2 separate regions of the Homo sapiens genome follow, and region 2 is linked to region 1. The links are chromatin loops, found by intact Hi-C in ENCODE. Cell type or tissue: psoas muscle. All regions are shown on one strand.

Region 1 (2,500 bases):
TATCGTTAGTGTATTTTATGTGTGGCCCAAGATGATTCTTCTTCTTCCAGTGTAGCCCAGGGAAGCCAAAATATTGGACACCCCTGTGTTAGAATATATGCCCTCTGAGAGAAGGTTCTCTCTTCCATAAAGCCCTCTATGTCCTCTAATTGCTAACATGGAGATATGAGAATAGCAGGTACTAAATATATATATATATTATATATACATTTATATATTTATATATGTATATATACATTTATATATTTATATATACATTTATATATTTATATATGTATATATACATTTATATATTTATAAATGTATATATACATTTATATATTTATATAAATGTATATATACGTTTATATATTTATATATGTATATACATATTTATACATATATGTGTATATATACATATATATATATGATGATCCATCAATCAGAATTAGACTAGATAGATGAAAAGCTGACTAGCTAGATGCAAACAACATCCCATCTCCATTCCCAACATATTAAAACCCAAGGGGACAAACTGAAGCTATGCTACCAGTCTCCAGATATAAATATAAATAAAGATACTTTTCTAACCATAATCATTATCAATTTTTACTCATCTTAAGTGAATATAAAAGCAATTACTGACAAGGTATGCCAATTTGCATGTTTTTCATGGCTTGCTCCTCAGCATTTTACACACTGTATGAAAACTGGATTGTCCAGAGTTTCAATAACCTGCATAGATGCTAGGTCTTTTTGCACTTTACCAGTCCTGTAAACACCCCATACTTAAGTCTTCACATGGGAAATTTGAGATTAAAAACCTTCCATTTGGATGCCTTGCAATTCAGCTAAGTACCCCCCAAAAGAATGTTTAAATGAATGGAAGATTAAAGCAAAGCAGAACATTCTAAGGGGTATCCTGTAATGGGGCTTTGTCACCACCTTCTCTGTTTTTATTGAGCAAGTGGTCTTTTCCCAAGGAGCAGAAAGTTTATATGCCAACCATCAGTCCAGTTTAACTATTTGAAGTTTAAAATGTCAGAGAAAAAAGTTTGTAATGGAAATGCTGACAGGCCATGAAGTAAAAAGGCACCAGCAGGTGCTGCTGTAACCCAGGGTCATAATTCAATCAAGCTGGATTTTGACGTCATCCGTTACAGAAAAAAGCCAAATGGTTTATGAACAGCACCAGATCCCCCAAGATTAAATTACAGCCCTGATATTTAATCATGGGTCTTACTTTGTTATTTTTAATAACACAATACATTTTAACAGTTATTTGTCAACTGCCTTGGCCAAATTAGAACACGTGATGACAAGTGGGCTGGATTACAACGTCCATCTTTCACAATCTCAATTTTTAATAATTTTTTCAGAAATGGTAGATTATACACATTTTTCCCTTCTTAAGAAATATACAGTTGGTACCATCGAATTGAGTCCAAGCCTTAATTAAAAGCAGCATGAGGTCTTTGACCAGAGGGTCAGGACATGTGTATTTGTGTCCTATTACAGCCAATAACCAACTGCATGATTTGGGCAAAAGACTTTTAACCCTCCCGAACCTTGGCTCCTTACCTAAAAAATAGAGCATCTCTAAAGTCTCTTATAAATGTAAATTTCCATAAATTATTTACTTGAAAAACAATATTGTGTCATTACTTTGGGATTCCCTGAGGATTTGAATGCAAACTTTTTATAGCAGAAAAGTTGACGGATTTTGTATTTCAGCTAAAATTACTTGGATCAAAGAGACATTCTGGCACATGAGAATTTATAAACTAACATTTTTAGAGGCAATGTCAGCATCAGCAAGTGAAACAGGTTCTTTAAAAAGTAACGTACAAATACGGCTGCACAAATACTGCCGCACATGTGAAGGGGTGTTTGCAAAACAAATCAATAAAGGCACATCCAACAATGGATTGCAGTTAATAAACTACATATAGTAATTACCACCAATGCCAGTCCAGAAAGTCATTCATTAAATGTTAATTGTCACACAAAAGTACAAAAGCACCCATTTGAACAATCAATCGTGTGGCTGCACCTTTAAATAAAATACTTTCTTACAGCCCTGAAATTCACCCACATAAACTGATTTTAAACACACCTGGGTATTTGATATGCTGATTAACTGGGCCTTTATCTTTGAAATGAAAGTAAACATGACAACCTTTTCAACATTTTCACTATTCCTGCAAGTCTAATATAAATATATATATATATATTTACCTATATATAACTTATAACAAAGTGTTAATCTTCTCCAAAGATTAAATTATTATTTCTCTTATATCTCTCTCCTAAGTATTAAGAGAGATATGGGTCAAAAGTATCCACATAAAACCCATGTGCATACCTTATTCCTAGTCAATTGGCTCACGAATGTACAAAATGGGTAGCTCACATATAAGCTAATAAACCTGGTGGTCAGTTGTGAAAATTTTACCCAGAGTAATAAGAAACCAGTAACAAAAATAACCTTTTAAAAAATCTGTAATGTATTTTACATTTT
Region 2 (2,500 bases), 56 kb before region 1:
CACTGTGAAATCAGTGTTCCTTAAGCCACTATAGGCTTGTGACATTTTTTTCTTTCAGCCTATTCGTCGCAATTCAGAGTCTAATTATCCAGTTTGTGAAATACCTAGGCCTTGGTATCTTTTCCTTTTCTCAAATTTCTTATATGGCTTCTGCACTATGTCTTTGTGATAAGGCTGAGGGGGGTCAGAAAAATGGTGACATTCCTATCAACCAGCATTGCTACTTACTAGGAATTCTGGAAGCGAGTTTATTTGGAAAGACTGAAACAGCTGTCTAACAATTTTCCCCCAGAAACAAAAATAAATGGAATTATCGTTTCCTAACAATAGATTATACATCATGCAAAAATTATGACAAATCGGATTCAAGTAGGAGTATTTTTAGCATGAAAATAACTTTCTTCAAACAGTTATAGTAATAAAAAATAATGAACTTAACTCATTACCTTAAAAGCATGTTATGTAAATGTTATCTTCTAGCTTCTAATAAAGAATAACACTTTGATTTACATTTCATGCACTGCAATGACCTTCAATAGAGATGTCAATAAGCCTCTTTACTGCTTTACAACACCAAAAGCAAACTGTACACATTAAGTCAAATCTCATAATGCAAAACCTTCTTTCTCCCATGTGTTTGCTACCTACATTATACGTTATCCTCCCAAGAAAATCACACCAGAACTGTCGGCTTACTCTCACCTGAACTTTATTTCTCCAGCTTCCCCACAGTGAGTTGACTGATAAAGGCCATGTGCCTTCTGCAAGGCCATCCACCATTGCTCTAAAAAGTGCAGGTTACTTTAATAACCCTTTTACCTTTGATAGAGTATGACATACACAGCACTTATCAGATGCAATTAGGTTTATAATAAATATCTAGACAGAAAATTTGCTTAAGACACGAGTCCTCAGGATTTGTCATCCTCTTTCTAAAGTCTCATTTTTAAAGGGAGTTTTTAGAAAGCTAACTAACTACTGGAAGACCGCTGCCTTCCTGAACCAGTATGGTTGGATGTGTGGCTTAAACAACATACATTTACAGTCCTCTGGCTTTAGACTTGAGAAGAAGCACCCATGAACAGTCGGATGGAAACAGCTACCATCCCCACGGCTGGGGAAACAGGGAAGCGGTTGGGTTTCCAGAGCCTGTAAGCTCAGAGAGACGTGATGAGGAAGAGACACCAGCAGACTGGGGCTGTTATCTCCAAGGAGGTTAATTTTAGGAATGTAGACAAAACTAAAAACTGGAAAAGACTGATGTTACCAGAGTGATGATAACAAGAACAGGAAAGGCCAAGTTCTTCCTCCTCTAGCCTTCTACTCTCCCTCCAGCGCCTCCTATTGGTAGAGGCTGACATGGAGACCAGCATACCTCTTTACAAAATATATGTAGTTAGCCTCAACATCACAGAATATATTAAGAAAGGCAGATTTGCAGCGTCCTAAAGTTTAACATGTTAAAAACTGTGTAGTGAGAAAAAAATCTGCACAATAAAATATAGGGAAATATGTACTCATAATTCAGAGGGAAATTATACTTTGAAAAACATTTTCACCCTATAAAAAATACAAGTGGAGTCTAGAAAACATCACATTTGACAGTTATATAAAATAGAATATTTCTATAAAATAGGTGTCAACACAAAAGATTTGTGAAGAGATGTAAAAGCAGATGGATGTAATAGGAAATATTGTAAGAAAACTAAAAATGCATTAACAAAATTAAAATTTGCATAAAATTGTAGAAAAATTGTCACTGATGTAGACGACAAACTTGAAAAGTTCTCTTACAATAATACATGGAAAAAAAGAGATAATAATAAAAGAGGGAGTACTGAAGATCAAAGATGAAAATATCTACCATAAACACACAGTCATCATGAATCGCTTATGCATGAGAAACATGTATTATTTTGTGGGAGTGTTTAACACATCTTTCTAGGTTCAAAAGAGATCTAGTTAAGAAAAAACTTTAAAAACTGAAAAGCAAATTAAAATGTACACTACAGAAAATAAGCCACATTTCCAACTATTACAAATATAAAAATAAATCTCATCTGAAATACTGAGAAATTCCTAAAATATCATTTGTTGGGACACTAAGAGTATAAGAAATTTTAAGACACAGAAAATACACTGTTTCTTTACTGGCCACACTTTAATAAAACTAGAAAACAGTTATGAAAATTTTAAAAGCTAAACTTGATAATCTCTTTGAAATTTAAATGAGAGTTCAAGTTAGCTATTGTATTAAAAGGAAAAAACTGCCAAAATAACTTCAGAAACTAGTAACACAGAGAATATTACATTATCAACAAAACTTATGGAATGCAGCCAAATTTTTACACAATACAAATTCATGATCTGGAACATAAGAGTGAAATAATTTAACTCAACAGTCAATTTAAGGAAAATGACTTCTATAAAACTGACCCAAGAAAACAAAGGAATAACAAATGTTTAATGAATTAATAAATTAGAAAACAGAAAAACCATA

Evidence for each region. Peaks named below come from ENCODE experiments on the same cell type or tissue, not always from the same donor. Only the 100,000 strongest peaks of a DNase experiment are listed, where the experiment ranks them.
Region 2: it touches region 1 in a loop (1.9-fold over the local background); 26 of 110 quality-filtered maps call a loop at or near these places.

The regions. Positions count from the first base shown.
Region 1 is chr18:55,576,884-55,579,383 of GRCh38, forward strand. All of the region lies in intron 3 of TCF4 (transcription factor 4), which reads right to left. Among named protein-coding and RNA genes, the nearest start is that of TCF4, 10 kb to the right of the region's middle. In psoas muscle, a CTCF peak has its summit at 1,096; no DNase peak of the experiment used is centred here; H3K4me3 peaks cover 1,952 bases; H3K27ac peaks cover 2,165 bases.
Region 2 is chr18:55,520,864-55,523,363 of GRCh38, forward strand. The region is part of intron 3 of TCF4 (transcription factor 4); the gene reads right to left. Among named protein-coding and RNA genes, the nearest start is that of MIR4529, 43 kb to the left of the region's middle. In psoas muscle, CTCF peaks have their summits at 1,436 and 1,664; no DNase peak of the experiment used is centred here.